2 separate regions of the Mus musculus genome follow, and region 2 is linked to region 1. Evidence: chromatin loops called from intact Hi-C (ENCODE). Cell type or tissue: gastrocnemius. All regions are shown on one strand. Links, peaks and the distances in the headings refer to the core of each region. The heading gives the core; the rest is flanking DNA.

Region 1 (10,728 bases), core at 1,367-9,366:
GCCCAGGTCCGGTTCGTCCCGCCCAGGCCGGCTTTGTAACGCCGGCGCCCCCTGCGGCTAAGAAGCAGGCCGGAAGTCACGGCTCCTGGGCCGCACAGAGAGAGCCGCGGGCGGGTGCGCGAGCGCAGGGGACAGGCGCGGCGGGCAGGCGGGCGGGGCCCGGTGGACCCCGGGAACTAGCTGCCCATGGAACCACTGCGCGTGCGCGCGGGGATGGCTGGCTCTAGGCTGCTTTGCCTAGAGCGAGGCCACCGCAGGAGGGCGTTTGCATCCACTCCGCTGAGCCTGGGCCAAGTAGAAGATCTGGATGCTAAAGCCTATTGCGACTCCTGCTGGCCATTTGGAGCGCTCCGAAATCCCGATTCTCCTGAAGCTGAGTAAGGGTAGAAACCTAGACTTTGAACGTACCCTAAACGCTGTAAAGAACAGCATCATTCCTAATGCTAAAGGCATTGACAACTCCTGGATGCTCGGAGCACTCTGTAATCCCGATTTACCAGAGTCTGAACAGGTAACTTGGAGCCTGAAATATGAATATCCTAAAGATCCGTGTAAAGAACAACAGAACACAAGATTCTGACTAAAAGAACTCCAGAATCCAAACTATTTCACCAAGTGTAAATTACTAGCTGGCAAAGCGTAGTGGTTAGATCTCCTGTTCTAAATACAGCTTTTTTAAGGTTTGAATCTGGCTCTTAAGTCTCTGCTGGCTGTGTGCCTTTGGACAAATGACTTCTCAGGGCTTTATCTCTTAAAAAAACGAGTATAATAGTACAGGGCTCTTCACAGGGCTGTTGACAATTATCAGATGATATAAAACATTTAACAATGCCTTACATATTTAAGGACTCAAACTATATAATTAAGCACACATGCACTACCATAAGAGTTTGTCTGGACCCCATAACGAACTGTGCAACCTCAGGCAATTCAGCCTGATATCTGGAATCTGAGGAACCGGTCTGTACGACCACAGGAACCTGTGACAGAGCCTCTGGTTACCAGATGGAAAGCCACATGGACACACTCTGTTAAGAACCCATCTCTGCCATCCCTACTTGCAAATGTTTTTAAAAGCTTGTCAAGTCTCCGGGATTTTTATCCTGCACCTTTGTCAAAGAATCAATCCTAGCCTTGTTTAAATGTGTGGGAGTGGAGAATGAAAACGAAGGTAGAAAAAGAAAAGAAAAAAAAAAAAAACCAAAACCAAACCAAAACAAACAAACAAAAACCCTGCCTAGCCTGTCTTCCAAAGCTGGAACACCTCTGGAATTCCTAGTCGACTCTGGTCTGTGCTGAGGAAGCAAAGCCTGCGAACTCCAGCTAGGTCCCTCACATCCGGTAGGTGGAGCCTCTTGCTTGGTTTCTAAGCAGTCTGTCTGCAAGCATTGGTGGGTACAGATCCTTCCAAGAGCTCACAGATCATCTGCCTCCAACCTTGAGGATGCCCAGACAGGGCATCTGCAATCCTCCAAGAGCAGTCTAGGGAACAGACTGGCCACTTGCCGGTGCAGTAAGCAGTCACCCTAATAATTTAATGTCTTCCTTTTCAACTCCTCCTAGGATGTCAGTTTCTGGAGAGATTATTTTCATGCCGATGTCCTTAAAGAAGAGCTATGGGTTGTTTAGCTACCGGTTAGAATCCCTTGGTTGTTTAAGAAACACTGTAGCTAGGTCGCATCTGAAGAGATCCTGGTGTGACTCACTCAAGGGAAAACCTGAGTTTAGATAAGCCTGAGTCACTACATAAGGAAAAAACCTAGAGGGAAGAAGACTCACATCCTGTAAACAATCAGCTACATCACAGTTATTTGGGGGAAAGAGCCAAGATAATCGAGTCTTAACAGAACTCAGCCTCATTTAGGTGGGGGGTGGGGGGAAACAACAGTAAAAATACAAAACAGATTTCTGGGAGTATTAGCCCCCAAGTGACAGGCAGCCTTTTAAACTAAGGGTGGGGGTGGGGGAGACACTTCTGGACTATAGTTTCTAAAAGTAGGTTGGCAAATTGAGACAATGTTTTTAGTAATAATCAAAAATTATATTTTTAACACTAGATAGTAGACTGTCCCCACGGCAAGGAGGCTGGCTGCCTTCTCTCCAGCCCGCCTCTTTCCTCTGGTGACACCTGTCTCTCCCTCAAGTCTTAGCTATTTCAAGTGAGTCAGGATCTCTCTAAATATAACAAAAACAAAACAAAACTTCATAAACTTCCTTCAACATCCCGAGTCTCCAGCAGAACTTACAGTATTTTAAAGAGGAAGATGATCAATACACTAACCAAAAGAGAGAGAGATACACGCTCACACCATATTTAGAGACAGCTTTCCAGATCATAGAAAGAACCAAAACTGGCTCTAAGAACCTCCCTCCCCTCCTGGCTCCACCCCCACAGACGACTTTAAATAGCCTCTTTTCTACTTCTGCCCCACCCCATTCCAGTGCTCCCCCCCCCCATTTCTTATTAAAGACATGATTACCACTACATAGTTACAGCAATTATTATCTCTCCCCCTTAAGAATTATAGTAGTGTTTTTTCCCCCTCCTGCTTCCATTGGTACTGGGGCTATTTGCAAATTCTCTGAATTCCTTTCCTTATATGGAATATCTCTCCTTGATCTATCAGCGGCTCTTTTGAAAAACCTAAATAAACGTCCTGCAGGAGATTTTGGGGGTGACTGGGCATCCTCCATGGAGCACATACAAAGGAGACATCTGACCCACATTATACAAAACAGGCTCAGAGTTGTGAAGGCTTTTTGTTGTTTTTTTACCAGGTAGGTTTTAGCATGAGTTTTAGCTAAACCAGTGTTTCCCCCAAGACCCCCTTTCCAGAAAACTAAAATGTTTCTTTTTGTCTGATCCCAGTGTTGGTTGTCTGGTGGACCACTACCAAGAACACTAGATAAATCTCTAGCCTTTCATGATACAAAGGCTTGTTCAGACTTCAAAATCCTTGGGTAATCTGCATTACACATTCTCCAAAATAAATAAATAGATAAACAGAAATAGATAAACCGACCAAAAATTACAAACTGCGGTTGAACTTGGGGGTCTAGCCTCTGGGTGTAGCTTTCTGTGCTGCTCACACATTCTTGGAATTGTTATCAGTTTCTCAAGGAATTCTTTTCTAATTGAGCCTCTAGGCTTAATTGGCTTCTCCAGTGGAATGTAGTGGTGCGAAAAGTCAGTGCATTGGGAAACTGACCGTCAGCTTGACTTTCTAGACAGAAGTGGCTAGCTCTAGGGTGGAGAGGGTGCTTAGCAGAACTGGAACTGTGTCTATCACCCCCCTGGAAGCACGTCTGTGGTGGTTGTCAGAGGGCTGACAGGTGGGGGCGGGGCGGGCAGGGGGCAGCCAGCTCGCTATGCCATATAAAGCACTGAGCTATATATAACTCCCTGCGTACTTTCTGGATCTAGTGCTTCAGACTGCAGACCCAAGCAAGTATCACCTTCCCTGGGCAGGTCTTAAGGCTTGTCTAGTGAGAAAAAGAGCCTCAAAGTGTCACAGTAGCCCTCAAATTTAGCGTCTGAAGTAAAAGGATGAGTCCATTTAAAGGCCAGGCTCTGTGGACTTACTCAGACTAGGTCCATCAGCGAAAACCACCGGGGGCTGGGGGCGCGGCAAACACTAGGTATTCTGTTTTGCACAGACCTTGGTGATGACATACACCTCAGAGGTTTTATACCAGCAGGAGGCGAAGTTCACCTCCAGCTTCACCCTTTTCAGCTCCCAGCTTCGTACCCACCCACCTCCAACCAAAGGGGAGGAGGTAAAGAAGAGGAAAAAGAGAAAAAGGGAAAGGACGGAATAAAAATGAAACGTGAGCAGCAGTAGAGGCGGCATCCAGTGCTCTGGGCCACGGCCAGGCTGTGTGCAGGTGTCCCTGCAGGAGGAGGTTCGCCCTCTTCCTTTGCTCTGCAGCCCCTGTGGTGGCCCCCCGCCCCCCAGAGTGGCCACACGGACAGGAGGTGAGGGAGGCAGTGTGAGCGTGCACTTACATCTGTGGCCTTTTTCTCCGCCAGCTCCAGTTTCTCCTGGGCATCTTTGAGAGCCTCGGAGTATTTGTCCAGTTCATCTTCAGTGCCCTTGAGTTTCTTTTGCAGTGACACCAGCTCATCTTCCAGCTGGGAGTTGGCAGTGGAGTACGGGGAGGGGGGAAGGGGGAGGGGGTGGGGTGCGGCAGGCAGCGTGATCCCGCAAGGTGCGGGTTGAGGGTGCATAGACCATAAAGGACAGGGACAGCGGGAGAGAGAGAGAGAGGGAAAGACAGGGAGGGAGAGAGAAAGAGAAAGAGTTAGCCATTCGTGTGCAGTGCCTCGCCGCGCGCCCGGGGTACCTTGGCGGCGGTCTCGTCGGCAGCCAGGAGGCTGTCCTCCGCCTTGTGCAGCTCCTCTAGCACCCGGTCCCGCTCGTCCTCCGACGCCCGCAGCAGCTTCTCTTTCGCTGCGATGTCCTCCTCGAGCTGGGGTAGCGGCGAGCGGGCGCGGGCGGCCGGCATGGACCGGGTGGGAGACACATAACAAATGGGTGCCAGGTTGGCTGGAGCCCTGGGGCTAAGGGATCGCTGCTTTGGGGCTCAAGGGACCCTAAGATATCTCTCCCAGAGATCTCACTCAGTGACTCATCTCGCACACCACCCCCCAACCCGGGACCACACGCTCCGGCCGGCCGAGGACAGCAAGCTCAGGTTCTCAATTTGAGGGACTGCCGAAACATGTCCTTGTTTGGCTAGCTTTCCGTGTGTCTCCCATTCTGTCCCATCTTTGTTCTTAGGAAATAATTCAGTGACTCCCTCCTCTTCCCTTCAAAGTCTTCATCCCGTGTTGAGGGATCTTTCTCCCCAACCAAAAAGTCCAAAGAACTTCGGACACCTTAGGACTTGAGCCTTGCTCCGCTCCCCCACCCTTCCCTCCAGGCAACCCGGGAACTTGTATCCTTTCTCTCTTCCTCTTTCAAAACTGATTCCCAACCCTAAGAGTCAAGAGCCTCTCTAGGGAAGAAGCTCAGTGGACCTCGCAGACCGTGGGAGTCAGAGAAGGGCCACGAGCGTCCTCGGACGAGACAGAAAAGTTAGAATCAGTCTAACTCTCGCGCTTCTCCTTTTCTTTTTTAAACGTGCGCCCCTGGACACCCTGGCTGGGGATGGGATGAGGAAAGGGAGCCAGTTCGGGTCCCGGGGCTGAGCGACCCACGCTAAGCTGGGGCATTGGAGGTTGGGGATAAATGCAGACCTGCTTGCTCCGGTCTTCCGCCGCCTTCTTATCAGCCTCCGCTTGCTCAGCTCGATCCAAGGCGTTCTCTTTGTCGAGCTTCAGCATCTGCATCTTCTTCTTGATGGCGTCCATGGTGGCGGTGGCGAGGGGCCCTTAGGCAGCGGAGCGAGAGGAGACGCGAGCGCGGTGGGGTAGCAGAGCCGGAGTGCGAGCGCGGAGCTGCCTGCTGCTCCCTGATATGTACTTTCCCAGGGGGGCGACCGCATTCCTTAGGACAGCCAATACTTTTTTGGAAAAGCTTGTTCCTCCTTCCCCCTTTCCCAGTCTCCTGCCTCCGCCCCGTGCCCCCTCCTCGCTCCTCCCGCGGGGGCCCGCACGCCCATTCGCTGCCGCCTGCCGGCCTCCCAGTTGACGGTGGATATGACTATATATGGGGACCCGAGCCTCCGAGGCCGCGGCCGGGCGAGGCCGTCCTATTTCTAAACCTGCACGCCTGGGAAAGAGCGCCGGGACCTCGCTGGAGAGGAGCCCGGCACTGGGCGAGAGTCTCTAGCCACCTCTCAGAGCCATCGTCTGGCGGTCAAGGTCCCCAGAAGAGCCTGCCCGGAACCACCCGGAATAGGGCAGGTGGTGTGTGCGCACCGGCTCACTCTGCCTCCAGGTCCTGGGGTGCTGCTCATTGTAAGGTCCGGGGGCTGCCAGTCACGGCCACTGCCCCTCCCCTCTGGGCCTGGGAGCTCTCGGTACCCAGCTGGGTCCTTGTGGCAGCACTCAGCCCACTCACCAGTTGTCGTCCTGGGCTCTCACGGTCTGGACATTTCAACCAGAGCAGAGAAATAGAGGTGGAGGAAGGTTTGAGGGCCATTCCTGAGACCCTGTCTCTCTGCCCCTGATAGTGGACATAGTGACACACAGGCAGTCTCGAGTCTTTTCACCAAACTGGGGGTGGGTAGTAAAATACTTTAGGGACTTAAGGCCCAAAAGTGCCTGCGCTGTGCTTTGGAAAGGGCAGAGGGAGTGTGTCAGTGTGTAGCGGTCTAGGCGTTTTTCTTCCCTGTGGGAGTCAGTGGTGTGAGTGTGAGTGTGTGTGTGTGTGTGTGTGTGTGTCTGGTCTTTAGTCATCGGCAGCTGTGATTTGTAACAGCTTCAATGCTGTAGCTTCCCTCCATTTATTCATTTGCATGTTTTACTAGAGTCGGTTACTTATTTGGGGGGCGGGGTCATGGAGGTGCATTCGTGCTTTGGTGGACTGTAGAGGTCAGAGAGCAACTCTTTAAGAATCCAACACAGGGGGCTGGTGAGATGGCTCAGTGGGTAAGAGCACCCGACTGCTCTTCCAAAGGTCCGAAGTTCAAATCCCAGCAACCACATGGTGGCTCACAACCACCCGTAATGAGATCTGATGCCCTCTTCTGGAGTGTCTGAAGACAGCTACAGTGTACTTGCATATAATAAATAAATAAATCTAAAAAAAAAAAAAAAAAAAAAAAAAAAAAAAAAAAAAAAAAAAAAAAAAAGAATCCAACACAGGTCTTTGTGCTTGATAGCAAGCTCCTTTACCTGCTGAGCCATCTTGTTAGTCCAGTTTCCTTGCTTGGATCCTTACAGGGAGTTGTCTCTCTCTGTAAGGCATTTGGATGCTGGTGCTGAAAACATGGTACAAATTAGCTAAGGAAATGGTTCTATCTGTAGCCTGATCTCTGCAGAGGGAAAGGGGCCAGCCAGCTCAGCACTGAAGACAAGAGGATTGTCCCTCCGTATCGCTTTAAGTTTACCTCAAGCCAGTCCCCAAGGAGGAGAGATGCCTGATCTTTTCCAGTTCAGTGAGGCTTCAGGAGGGGAGAACCTTCCTGATGGCCAGCTGAGACAGGGTTGTGAGGGTCTTGTGACCAGTCCCTACAGAATAATTTACAGCCTGTACTACATGGATATCAAATATTCCCCAGACAGTGTCTGAGTAGATTAGGCAGGCCAAATGACTTGCTAAGCCCTTCAAGAAGAGAATGATCATATTCCTCTTTAGGATTTTATCAGGTTTCTGGCTGCCCAGGAGGGAAAACGCACCCTCTGGTAGTGACCAGAACATTGGAACAGATGAACAGGGACTCTGTGGCACAGAACATTCACCAGAGCCCTTCCTTGCCACGTGCCAAGTGGCTCAGGGCGCTGACACCCTTCCAGGCCATGGGCAGTATTCAGATATGTGGGCTATAGGAAGCTGACACTCCAGCTTGGAGTTTAACAGAGGAGAAGAATAGGGAATCTGGAATTTAGAAGCTGAGATCCAAAATGGACTTGGATACTTCTTTTTAATATAGCCGTAGCCATGGTGCAACCTCTTAAAGCCTCCGTTCTCTTCTATTAATGAAGTAGATACTGGAGTAAATACTGACTTTCTCCATGTGCTGGGCATAGTTGAAAAACTCACTCACTAAATCCATTTTAAATAAGCTAATGGTACAGTCCATTAAATATCCCACAACTGGATACCTGTTACATGCATGACAGGCAGCACTGGACTCTGAACTCAAAATTGGGTGACGTACAAATTTCTCAACCAGATGCTGAGGAAGAACAGCAGTGTAAGACCTCAGAAAGGAAGACACGGAAAGAGCCAGGGTAGAGCAAACAGACAAGGCTTCTTCGGGAAGCTTTACAACAGATTTTAGAGAAGGGTTGCAACAGGGACTGAGAAGCCCTTAACACTGGTTGGACAGTAGGCTTTCCTGAACAACAGATTGGAAAGGCAAGTTGAGGCCAGATGGCAAAGAACTTGGAATTCTAGGTTGTCCTTGAACTCCTGTCCTCCTTCCTCTGCTTCCTGAGTCCTGGGGTTACACAATACACAGCTCTTGTGTGGGTGGAAACGATAGATTTCTTTCTATCTCTCCTTACCCTTGGGCCTCTCACATACACCTGTACTCAAAGGCTGAGTCTACGGAGCTCAAGTGTTACACTGAGTTACACTGAGCTAACTTTGTGGGAGTGGAGTGCATATGCTAGAGGTCAACCTTGGGTGTTACTCCTCAGGATGGCATCTACATTGGTTTTGAGACAAGGTCTCTCATTGGCCTGGAACTTGCCATGTAGACTAGGCTTGCTAGGTGGAGATCCCCAGGGATCTGATTCTCCAGGGCTGCGATGGCAGGTGTGCATATATTCTGAGGAGTAAAATCAGGTGTTCACTGAGCCAGCTCCCTAGCCTCAGAACTACCATATCATCCACACGGATGGGTTGACATAATGTGTCCCTGAGTTTAGTCATTACCATTTCACCCCTCTGTATAGTCTGACAGCTGGCCAGGTCCCACCCAGCTTCACAGAGGAAGTATCATGACCTGCCCTCCATCAAGGAATATGACAAATCAAATACCATAATTTCTATAACAAATTCTATACCGAACACATCTTCTGGGTCTCAAATAGGATCTTGAAGAGAGGGCTGAATAGCCACTTGCTATATGGTTTTATATTCGCTCCCCAGCAATTGACCATGAATGAAGATGAACCAACAAGCTACTCTTTTGGTCTGTCGGGCAAAGGCAAGCTGGGATAGCTGGGATAGCCAGCTTTTCTCTCACTGTAGCTCATACCAAGGGACACAGAAAATATGAATTATTAACGGCTGAGATGAAAAGGATGTAGTGTTTGGGCTGAAGAGGCCACATGCAAAAGTGACTGTGGTTATTGACAGATGTTTGGGCTCTCTGTCCAGCCAGTGTCTTGGCAGGATTGTTTATCTTCACCAGAGTAAGTTAGGTGCTTGCTTTGGTCAAGAAAATAGAAGCACAAACAGCTTGTAATGGGTACTTTAAGAGCTAGCCTGTGCCTCACAGTATTTATTTTTTAAGATTGTCATTTCTCTGTCTTTCTGGGTTCCCAAGTGACACCTCACACACTCACACATCTTGACTAAGTCTTGGCAGACGTGTAACAAAACCAAGGTACAGACCTTTGTGATTTTAGGTCACTGACATCTGGGGCTTGTTTGTTACTGAAACAGAGCTAGTTTCCCTGACTAATACACCCCCATAGGCCAGTTCAGATAGGAGGAAGCAGGGAGATATGGTCATAGAGGTAGGAGCATTCAATAGCCATGCCAAGATGAAGGGAAGTACAGTCCAGAGGGAGATTAGAGGTTATCTGATCAAATTTATTTTCAAGAAAGCCTTACACTTCCCATTTCCCAGGGACATATGAGAAAGAGTGCATTTCTTGACAGTAAAAGAGCTGATCTTCTTTTTCAGTTAAAACAACAACAAAACCAAAACCAAGTAGCCAAGTAATGGTGGTGTGGGAACACACACAACAGCCTTGGATGAGAGGTTCCTTGTGAACACTGAAACTCAGCTAGAATGTCCACACTTACTGTATTCAGTCATTTCTCCACAAGTATTTACTGAATGGTTCTTTAATTGACATAATGGAGAATTAGTATCTGGGGAGGCATATTGGCTACTTTTCTCATTCCTGTGACCAGAATACCTGACAAGAAGCACACTTAAAGAAGGAAAGATTTATTCTGGCTTACAGTCTGGGGGGAATAAAGTGTGTCACTGGGGAAGGGGGAGGAGAGTCATGTCGGTGGGAATTTGAGGCTGCTGGTCACATTGTGTCTACAGTCAGCACAAGGAGTGCCTGTGCTCAGCTTGCTGTCCTCTGTTTATTCAGTCTAGGACCCCAGTTCATCGAATGGTGACACCTACACTCAGGGTGAGTCTCCCTACCTCAAGGAACCTAATCTAGATAATGCCTCTCAGGGTGACTCTAAGTCCCAGCAAGTTGACAATCAACATTAACCATGGTGCGGTATCAAAACAGCTTTCAAAAGATATTATTCCCACTCAAAATATGGGCTTCTATCTTCAGAAAAAGGAATATAAGAGATCTGGTAAGGTCTGCCACATGGCTCATTGGGCACCTTAAAAACAGAATCCGTACCGGGGATCAAACTCAGGACCTTGAACACGCTGGATGGATTGGGTTATATATACCCCACTCCCTTTATTTTTGAGATAAAGTCCCATTCTGTAGTCCAGGCTGGACTCAATTTATGACAATCCTCTAACCTCAGCATCCTGAATGCTGAGATTATAGTCAGGAGTCACCAGGCCTACCTTTATATGCACAATATTTAGGGCTTTGGGGACGGAGGAATACAGCAAGGAGGAATGCTAGCCAGTTTTCCACCACTATCAGAAAAGACCCAAGACCATCAGCTTAAAGGAAGAGCAAAGATTTGATTAGGCTCACAGTTTGGGAGGCTTCAGTTCATGGTTAGTTGGCCTGTTGCTTTGGGCTTGTCACGAGTTAGCATGCCACAATGGCAAAGTGAGGTAGAGGCCTGTTCACCTCAAGGTAGCCAGGAAGTGAATAGGGAGGGAGGAGCCTCAGTCACTGTCTCCCCTTCAAGGGTATGCCCTAATGTAACTTCCTCCCACAAGGCCTCACCAACTATGTGTTCTTTAATTTCTGAATGGCCACCAAGTCCTCAAAACATGGCTTCT
Region 2 (10,728 bases), core at 1,917-9,916, 150 kb after region 1:
GTGCCTGTCCTATAAGCATGAAGATCCACGCTTGATCCCAGAAATCACTTAAAAATGGCCTGTACCGGTAAACCCAGAGCTGAGGAGGCAGAGAAGGGAGAGGCCCCGGGCCTCATCAGCCCAGCAGTCTGGCCTCATTGATGAGACCCTGCCTCAAAAGAGGTGGATGGTGTCTCTGAGGATGTCTTCTGAAACACATACATACATACATACACACACACACACACACACACACACACACACATTAAAAAGAATAACAACTTCAGGAACTCAGCTACTCAGCAGGCTGCTATGCCTGCTGACCCGAGTTCAATCCCTGGGACCCCACATCATGGGAGGAGAGAAAAGTCTGCCACAAGTTGTCCTCTGGCCTCCATACTCATGGAGTATGTGACATACTCATGGTGGCATGTGCACATGCGCGCGCGCACACACACAAACCAGTGAAGGAAGTAATAAAATTAAACAGAATGACTTCTGGTTAATGACGATAAACTCTGAACTGAACTGGCACGTTGTTACTGAGGCTGTGTGGCAAGTGGTACCCTGCAGTTCAGTCTCCTTCATTCCGCTTCAGTGCCCCGGAGACCATAAGTAATACCTAATGGTTATTGTGAGACTCGTTTTCATCCCTGGAAGGGCCACAAAGACCCACAGGGCAACCCCACTCTTCCTATCTAGCTGTATGCTATTCTGTTATACGCCACACTATAATGGATTTACCCTAATACTGTTGGGCATTTGGGTAGGTTTCAATTTATGATTATTTCATATGTAGCAAGCTTTCAAAATAAAAATTTCTTGGGGCTGGAGGGATGGCTCAGTGGTTAAGGGGACTTGCTGCTCTTGCAGAAGGCCTAGGTTCAGTTCCCAGCACTCACAACCAGTCATAGCTACAGTTACAGAAGATGCCGTCTTCTGACCTTACATGCATGCCTACAAAACACACACACACAATACATATATACATAAAAATAAATACATTAAAATATTTTTAAATAAAAAAGCTCTTAGCTGGGCTGTGGTGGTGCTTGCCTTTAATGCCAGCATTCAGGAATCAAAGAGTGAGTTTGAGGCCAGCCTGGTCTACAGAGTTCTAGGACAACCAAGGATACACACACAGAGAAACCCTGTCTCAAAGAAAACCAAAAAACCAAACCAAAACAAACCCCAAACAAACCCCTCCCTGTCAAATGGTTAAAATGTACTTGGTAGCCAGGCATAGTTCTGCACACCTGTAAACCCAAGGACTCAAGTGGCTGAGGCTGGAAGTTTTCACATTCTAGGCCAACCTGGGCTACGTAAAGAGACCCTCTTTCAAAAAAAAGTATTTAACTGCTGTCTGATGTATAGGTTCATCTCAGGCTGGTTTCCTTAGCTGAAGATTTTGAAGGTCCCCTGAGAGTCCTATGCCTGGCAGGACCTTAGAGTTTCCCATCTGGTTTGGGTAAAGAGGTGTTTGCCAGAGGACATTTTATCAAGGAAAGACTTCTCTTAGATCCCAAGTGATATTTGCTCACTTCCGGTCCTGACACAGGTCCAGGAAGGCAGGGCATGGGACATCTCCTACCATGTCTGAGAAGCACGAAGGTGGCCATTCCTAGTACAGGGTCTGTGATTAACCACTGTCATGTTCCAGAAAGGATTTTGACGACTAGCCTGGCCTTCCATGTGCTGCTGGGATTATCAAGGGGCTGCAGGCTCCTTATCCAGTCCGTAAAACTGACTGGAACCCTGGAGGTTGTCGGTCTGAGGGCTTGAGTGTCTAATGTCTCTTTTCCTTATTCACGCGTTGGGTGTGCCATTGACTGGGTGGCTGAGTTTTCTAATTTGCGTCTGTTGCAATGATAAACACCACGATCAAAACTGACTTTGGGGGAGGAAAGGCTTTTCAGTTTCTACTTCCACATCACAGCCTGTCCCTGAGGGACATCAGCGAAGGAACTCGGAGGCAGGAACTGAAGCAGAGACCGTAGAGCAGCTCTGCCTGCAGGCTTGTTCCTCGTGGGTTGCTCAGCCTGTTTTCTTCTACAGCCCCAGACCTCCTAGAAGGGGCACTGCTACATCCAGTCGCTGACCCGGAAAATGCCCACAGGCCAAGTTGAGGGACAGTTCCTCAATTCTCAGGTGACTCTGGTTGTTGCCAATTCGAGAAAACCTGAGCAGCTCCCTGAGAAAGACTGGAACCTGCCTGAAAACAGTTGAGTAAAATTAAATCTCTCTGCTGACAACAGCCAAAAGGGTTCAGCAGGAAGTTCCGGAAAAAAAAAAATGGAGAATTACCAAATTTGACAAAACAGAACAAAAAATAAACAACAAACAAAACAACGAGAAAGCATCTTTCCACAGATTGAAATGGTCAGACTTTCTTCCATCTCCCTTCTGCCCCACTCTAGGGAGAGCCTTTACCACTCAATTGCCACGCAGTGGACTTTAATGTCCACACAGACTGTAGACCTGAACACGGTCTAGAACTTTCTGTTAAGCTGCAGGGTGACAAGCCTCTGAGGCACGTGGTGAAGGGACACAGCAGGAGCTGTTGCTGGTGTCTGGAAGGTGGCACGGAGGGCATGCTCAGCAAGCAGGGAATGTGAAACTCCCAACACCCATGATTCCAGGCGCTGTACCCGGGAGCCAGGTGTCTGTCTGCATGTGCCAAAGCAGGCAGGCCTGCTCTATGCTCATGATCTCTGAGCATATGAGTGGGTACCTGTGGACATCCTCAATATCAGAACCAGCAGCCTTTGGAGCTGAAAAGCAGAAAAGGGATGGCATCTGGCCAGGGATGAGGTGGGTCATGGAGAAGCTGCCTTAGGGGTTTGCCATGGGGAGGCTGGGGGCCCGGAGGACTCCTCTTCCCTGTATGGATGGTTACAAATCAGTGTCTGTGCCTTTAAGATTATTTGACATCTCTGAGATTGGTAACAGACCTCCCCAGTGGATGGCCAGCAGTAGCTGTGGAATGCTGTCCTAATTTAAAACCCAGTCTTGGTGTTTCGGCGGACACTCCCATGGACGAGCTTTGGAGAGAAATCACCTATTATGGAAGAGGGCCTGATCCTCTGGGCTGATCCTGCGCCATGCGGATTAGTGAGAACAGGGCTATTTTCCTTCTCAGGGTGAGACTTTTCCCCAGCCCTCAGCTGACTGGCAGGCTCTAAGGTTTCACTCTGGATCTGGGGCTGAGAGCTGAAGGCTGCAAAGGGTGGCACCACAGAATTTTGCTCTCTGAGTATCCTCAGCCCACCCTATTGGGAGTGGCTTGATTGACAGCCAGGTCTCCTCTCATCTGTCCTTTTGCAGCATTCCAGCTTGTCTCCCTCCTCAGACCTGAATGCCAGGACAAGTGTTTTGCCGGGTTCAGGGATGGAAGTTGAGTCTGAATCTCCCAGTGACTGCTTCCCTCTGTGAAGACCCTCCTTCCGTCCTCTGAACTCTGTGGCTCCTGTTTTTCTGTACGGTCCTCCCATGGGGCTGGTCCTCTGCTAAAATGCAGCGCAAGAACCAGAGAGAGCAGGGCTGAACTTGACTTTCTGTTTAGTAGCTGTGTCGCCTAGGGCAAGCTCCTAGGCCTTTCCTACCCTCAGTTTATCCCTTCATAAAATGGGAATGATGCTGACACCCATTTCAAGTAAAGAGAATGAAGAAGGCTAGATACATTGTTAATGGCTCAGGAGGGTGGATCTCAGAATGTGCTCCACTAGTCTCTAAGACACTTTCAGAATAATAGTGAGATCAAAACTGTTTTCGAGATATGAAGTTTGAGACATAGCTCAGTTGGTAGAGCGCCCCTCTGCCATGTAAGAAGCCCTGGTTCCATCCTAGCACCTTATAAACTAAGTGTGGTAGGCAGGCCTATAATCCCAGCACTCAGGAGGCAGGGACTGGAGGGTTAGAAGTTCAAGGTCATCCTCAGGTACAAGATGAGTTCAAGACCAGCCTGAGTACATGAGACACTGTCTCAGAGTGATTAAACAAAATAATAAAGGTGGTTTTTTTTTTTTTTGAGATATGGAGCTTATTCTGGATTATCCAGGTGAGCCTCATAGAATCACAAGATCCCTTATCTTGTGAGTGAATGATTTTTGAGTGCATGGCCAGAAGAGGATCTCTCTCCTGTTAGAACTGGAGTTACAGGTCACTGTGAAAAACCTGATGTGGGTGCTCGAAACCAAGCCCAGGTCCTCTGTGAGAGCGGTAGAGCTCTTAGCTGCTCAGCCATCTCTCCAGCCTCAGAATAAATTATTTGCAAGTGTTCCTACTGGCTCTGGGGATAGAAGAAGAAACCACCATCCCGGAAACTCAGGCAGAGAAGGTGTGCCATGTGCTGGACAAAGTATGTCATTCAACACACTTAGTATTCCACTAGTTTCTCTTAAATTCTGTTCGGCATTCTTGATACATATATGTCTGTAGCTACATGATGTAAGAACAAATGATTCCTATTCATTATAGGCAAGCACCCTACCAAGTGAGCCATACCCTAGCCTTTAATGAATGAATGAATGAATGAATGAATTAATTAATTAATTAATTTGCTGTGACAGTGGGGATCAAACTCAGGTTCTCATGGATGCTATCAAGTGCTTTACCAATGACCTGCTCTCTTGACTCTCAACATCTTGATTTAATTACATCGTGACAATCTCCTCTGCTGTGTAAGGTAACATAGCACAAGCTTTGGTTGTTGGGAATGTCACCATCTTTTCTGCCTGCTCTGTTCACAAATTATGAGAATGTATCCCCGAAAAGCACTTTCTTCAATTGCATTACCTTGGGTCAAAAAGTTAGTGAGGTCATTAGGAAGCAAACATCTGCCTGGCGATGTCAATCAGTGAAAATAGAGCAATTGACAGTAGAGAGGGGTTTTCAGGAATGAAAATAAGATGCTAGTTTGAATAGCAAGGAAATGGAATCAACCTAGATGTCCATCAACAGACGAGTGGATTATGAAAATGGAATACATGTGCAGAATGGAATATTATCTAGCTTAAAGAAAAACGAAATAGTTAAGTTTACAGAAAAATGGATAGACCTGGAAAGAGAGTGTGGTGACCCAAACTCGGAAAGACAAACATAGCCATTTCCATTCTTCTGTGCAGATCCTATAATAGCCTACACGGCACACATATATCCATGTAAGCATGGCTAGGTGTGAGTATGATCTATAATTTAGGAAAGGGGCCTGAGAAGTGTAATATTAGGTGGTAAGGCAGGATAGAGTGCAGTTAAAAAGACAAGACACAGGAGTCATGAAAGAAGTCTCAAAGCCATGCTTTTCCCAGTTTCAACTCAGTCATCAGTTTTCCTTGTATCATAAACAAACTCAACTATCTGCGTATTGAAACAGCAAGAACCTTAAAAAAAAAAAAGGAAACGGAATCTAGATTGGACCTGTAAACCCCTAAGGGATGCTTCACAGCTTCAGAAAGAACATTGTAACTGCATAGAAGTCACTGTAGACACAGGGTCCGGATCTGGGCAAACGTTTAAGTGGCTTCATTAACCCAGTTGTGTGGTGTTTTTAGTTGTGAGTTAGGATTAAGGGATTTTTTTAAAAAATCCAACAGTTTAAGAGAAACCAACAGTAGGTTTTCCTTTTAGCAAAGTACTTTATGTAGATGGAATGATAAAATAGATGATGGCATGGGATGACACTTTAGGGGCAGGGGATGTGGGTCTCTGGCACTGAGGGTATGGAGGAGAGCGCTCGGAGACCTCACTCTCCTACCTGGCTCAGAGCCAAGGCCATGGTGTAAGGAGCTTGACGCTGAAGGAGAAAGAGCTGAGGGTTTAGGAGAACTTAGAAGGACACAGGGCATTTGGCAGAATATGTCTTGAAGGGAGAGTCATTTCTAAAGGCTCAGACACAGGGTGACTAAAGGGAACCCCAGGGTCATTATTGACAGCCTTTAGGATGAGTTAGATGGTAGCATCCTTTCCCTGTATAGCCCTGCCACTCACTCTGTAGACCAGACTGGCTTTGAACTCATAGAGATCCACCTGATGGGATTAGAGGGTTGCACCACCAGGTACTGCACTCTTACTTTTAATGTAATGTGGTTCAATATCTGTCGAGGTAACTCTGTTCAGAATAAAGCTAGGGTTTGTCTTTCTATCTGTCCTGGGGATTGAACCTAGGATCTTGTGCATTCTAGGAAGCGTTCTACTCCAGTCCTTTTTCTTTTCTTTTCTCAGTCTCGTCTGGTCTCGTCTCCCCTCCCCTCCCCTCCCCTCTCCCCTCCCCTCCCCTCCCCTCCCCTCCCCTCCCCTCCCCTCCCCTCCCCTCTCCTCTCCTCTCTTCTTCTTTTTTAACTTTGGAAACAGAGTCTCACTAAGTTGCCCTGCAGGCCTTGAACTTGAGATCCTCCCGCCTCTGCCTCCCACATAGTTATTACTGACCTGCACCACTGGCCTACTTTCCAATGTCTAAGAACTTCAGCTTCTGCCCGAGTCAGTCTGTGGAACCCAGAGGACGCCAGCTGAGCTTTGGGACCTGTTCTAATTGCTCATAGACGAGTCTCCAGCTAGGCAACCCCCTCCCTCCCATCTCCAGTTGCTAGGAGCTGCTCTAGAGAGAGATTATATGCATGGGTGGACGACGGTTGTAATAAGGCCCCTGGGAAAGGCTGAATATTAAATTGTGATTATGTAAAAGCAAACGCTCTGCCACAAAAAGCTGCAAGCAAAATCCTTCCTCAGTAAAATCCTAATGAGGGTTTCCAGACTTAACATTGAAATCGTCCCCCCAATTTATCTCCTTATGGAGTTATTTAGGAGTAACTCCCTTTTTCATCCCAAGACTCCAAGAGACCCAGAAGCTGATTGGTCCACTGCAAAAGCCTAACTGTGAGGCTACCAGATGTATTTTTTTCCTTTGCCTCCTGGGCCAGATCATGAGGGGGAGGGAAGGTTTGTCCAGGGCCCTTGGGCTTGAGAACCACCTGGTACTTATCCAAAATGGAGGGGACTGGCCGGCCACACTCGGGAACTGCTCCATCAGAGACTCTGGGGTTGAAAGGCCTGATTTGTGTTTTTCTGAAATTACCAGGGATTTAACAGCAGGTTCAAATCTTGCAGCAATCATGTCAATTTCCTCGTGTGGATATGTAGCTGGGGAAAAGAACACAGGTCTTCACCCGTGCCCCATCCCAGGCCCAGGAAGGTGTGTCCAGGAACACCTTTCGGGATGGTTAATCTTGTCAACTCAACTAGATTTGGATTCAGCCAAGAGCTGTGGTATTGTGTGTGTCTGTGAGGATCTGACTGAGGACAGGTAACTGAAGGGAGATGGTCTGTCAGAGCCGGCACTGCCCAGCAGTGCCTCAGACACAAAGAAGTCCAAGGAAAAAGTAGTTCTGCTCAATCGTCTGCCTCTTGCTGGTGTGTCTCTCCCATTGATGTTTTGCTGCAGCCATCCTTTGGTACCATCAGAACCGAGCCTTTTCCGCCTTCCAACACAAAATGTTTAAATGCAATGGGCTGGAAAGATAGCTCAATGAATTAAAGGCACATAATGCTGAGCCTGGGGATCTGAGTTCAATTCCAGGGACTCAAATGGTGGAATTAAAGAATAAGCTCCCAAAAGTTATCATGGAGGCCATGGTATATACACGCACGCGCGCGCGCACACACACACACACACACACACGCACACACACACAAATAAGTAATAAATAATTAAAAAATTAAAATAAGAAATACAAAAGCAAAAGCTGAAGGCTTGCTAAGCCCTTGTCCTTCCAAAGCCTTATTGTCAAAAATATACTTCCCGGAGGCTCTGAGTCATTCACATGACTTACATCTTTGAAGTCTCACAAACGCTCTTCTTGCAGCCATGGTCTGTAGGTGGTAGATGCTCATCCAGCATCAATGTTCCCAGGAAAGAAGTGGAGCTGAGTGAGGCTTTGTAACTTCTCACCTGCTAACTGCCAAATGTCTCCTTTAGCCTCCAGGGGCTGAAGGTTTCCCTAGACACATGGACACCAGAACCAAGGCTCACTCCATCTTATTATATCAGCTTTTGGTGATGGCAAAAATCTTATGATGTTGGAGGAAGGGTATTGTTATCCTGATTAAAAAACAAAACAAGGGGCTTGAGAGATGGCTCAGCGGTTAGGAGCACTGGCTGCTCTTCCAGAAGTCCTGAGTTTAATTCCCAGCAACCACGTGGTGGCTCACAACCATCTGTAATGGGATCTGATGCCCTCTTCTGGTGTGTCTGAAGACAGTGACAGTGAATTCACATATATAAATATCTCTAAAATAACAACAACAGTAACAGTTACAACTAGGGCAGTGGTGGCATGCACCTTTGATCAGGAGGCAGAGGCAGGCAGATCTCTGTGTTCGAGGCCAGCCTGCTCTATCGTGTGAGTTCCAGGACAGCCAGGGTTACACAGAGAAACCCTGTCTCAAAAAACAAACAAACAAACAAAATCTTCTCACTGTGTGTATGTTTGTATGTATGTGTGTATGCATCTCTGAGTTTGCGTGTGTGCCTGTGTGTGTGTATATATGTATCTGTGTGTGTCTGTGTCTCTGTCTGTGTGTGTCTATGTGTGTGTATCTGTGTTTGTGTTTGTGTGTATGTGTGTGTGCCTGTGTGTATCTCTGTGTTTGTGTGTGTGTATGTGTGTGTGTATGTGTGTGTGTATGTGTGTGTGTGTCTCTGTGTTTGTATGTGTGTGTATATGTGTCTGTGTGTGTCTCTCTGTGTGTATATGTGTTTGTGTGTGTGTCTGTGTGTGTGTTTGTGTCTGTGTGTGTGTGCTTATGCTTCCATGCAGAGATCAGAAGTGGACATCAAATGTCTTCCCGACTTGTTCTCCACTTAATCATTTATCCCAGATAACTTTTATTTATTCTTTGACAATTCCTCACCTCTATAAAATGTATTTTGAGCATGTCCATCTGCAATCCCCGTGCCACTAAGAAGAACAGGAAATAGAAATTGAACATGCAGCTCAGGACAGGAGTCCCAAAGGCCACAGTGCTGGCCAGACACACTTTTGTATTTCTGGTCAAGAATGCCAGAAGGGAGCTTTGGTTTCTACTCTCCTAAATGCACATTCCTCCCTGGAGCCTATACAGGGAGGTGGAACTCAAACTGTGGAGTGGAGACATTGGTCCCTTCTAGTGGACAACCTTAGAACTGGGTCTCTAGGTCTCCATGGTGAAAAATGGGTTACTTGTGTTTCCCAATTTCAACCCATCTCCAGTTATTTTAGGGTTACCTCTTCAGAAGGGGGAAGACTATCCCTGCAGTAAAGTCTGACTAAGGGAAAATTCGTTCCTTCTGGCTAAGAGGAAGAAATCTCTGGCCTGGGTGGGAACCTAACATTCCAGTTGGGCTGGTCAGTCACCTGGCTAAGGGGCTGCCCCTTAGGAAGACAGCCTTACCTTAATCCACTTAAAGAGATAGGCGGAATAATTATCCTTTTACTGAGATAATGCGCTTCTCCTTCCCACACCCTAGGGCAATAGCTACAGGGCCCCAGCCACAGAGCTTGGTAAGTCTCTTCAATTTTCTGAATCAGTCAGAAAAGCATGACTTCCTTTTCCTCTATGTTCTAAGTATGCTTTCCCTAACACTTGGCTTTCTAATTCTTTCTTGAAAGTTCTGTTCCCCACTGTAGTGGCTATTCCTGGTTGTCAACTTGACAATATTTGGAATGAACTACAATCCGGAATTGGAAGGCTCACCAGTGACCCTTATCTGGAGGCTTGGAGATCCTTATCTGGATCTTGGTTTGAAGATCTTGAGCCATAGTGGCTATGGATTCCAGAAGATTGAATCTCCGAGTTAAGGAACACACCTTTAATCTGGGCTACGCCTTTCATCTGGGATTAAAGGTGTGGTGGAACACACCTTTAATCTGGGCTACACCTTCTGCTGGAGACAATATAAGGACATTGGAAGAAGGGAGTCTAGCTCTTGCTCCTGCTCCTTCGCCTGCTTGCTGCGTGAGACTGAGTAACTGCTAGATCCTTGGACTTCCATTCACAGCTGTGACTGAACGATTGTTGGGAATTGAGCTGCCGACTGTAAGTCATCAATAAATTCCTTTATTATCTAGAGACTATCCATAAGTTCTGTGACTCTAGAGAACCCTGACTAATACAGAAGTTGGTACCAGGAGTGGTTCTAGAGTAACAGAAGTACAAGGATGAATCTTTTAAAATTCTGGAATTGGCTTGTTGATCCACCAGCACTTTCAACTATTGAAACCTCTCCAGATTCTCTCCCTCCTGGGAGCTCAGAGAATTTTGAAGACCCATGGTTGAAACTATATTCCGAACTTAAAGAAGCTAATGCCCTTGATTTTCTTAATGAATTAGGTGATTCAGTGCACAAAGCTTTCTACAAGATGGGGAAAAAATCGAAAAATGATTTTACTGGCTGGCTGCTCTTAGTATCTGTGGAAAAAATGATGAATGAAAGGAAGGAGTTGTGTGATAAAATCGAAAGGCTCCAGACACAAGTAAACGATCTAAAAGTTGCTAAGTGTGTCCTTGAGGAGAATCTTCTCTCTTGTAGCAATAGAGCTCAAGTTGCAGAAAATCAAACAGAAACTCTCATTGTAAGGTTGGCTGAACTACAGCGAAAATTCAAGTCTCAGCCTCAGAGTGTGTCGACAGTTAAAGTAAGGGCTCTAATTGGCAAAGAATGGGATCCTACAACATGGGATGGGGATGTGTGGGAAGACCATGTTGAAGCTGAGAATT

Evidence for each region. A loop is a pair of places that touch in the nucleus more often than their neighbours do. Peaks named below come from ENCODE experiments on the same cell type or tissue, not always from the same donor. Only the 100,000 strongest peaks of a DNase experiment are listed, where the experiment ranks them.
Region 2: a loop joins it to region 1, with 2.8 times the contacts of the local background. A loop is called at or near these places in 2 of 42 quality-filtered maps.

The regions. Positions count from the first base shown.
Region 1 is chr9:67,043,780-67,054,507 of GRCm38, forward strand. It overlaps Tpm1 (tropomyosin 1, alpha), which reads right to left and starts at 5,434. Exons shown (of 10, transcript NM_001164248.1): 1 at 5,240-5,434; 2 at 4,007-4,132. The coding sequence starts at 5,353. In gastrocnemius, for the core only: CTCF peaks have their summits at 3,692 (motif pointing right) and 5,604 (motif pointing left); DNase peaks (open chromatin) are centred at 3,935, 4,167, 4,452 and 5,635; H3K4me3 peaks cover 7,211 bases; H3K27ac peaks cover 8,000 bases.
Region 2 is chr9:67,188,991-67,199,718 of GRCm38, forward strand. No RefSeq gene overlaps it. Among named protein-coding and RNA genes, the nearest start is that of Gm40529, 16 kb to the left of the region's middle. In gastrocnemius, for the core only: no CTCF peak of the experiment used is centred there; a DNase peak (open chromatin) is centred at 5,733; H3K4me3 peaks cover 1,324 bases; H3K27ac peaks cover 2,906 bases.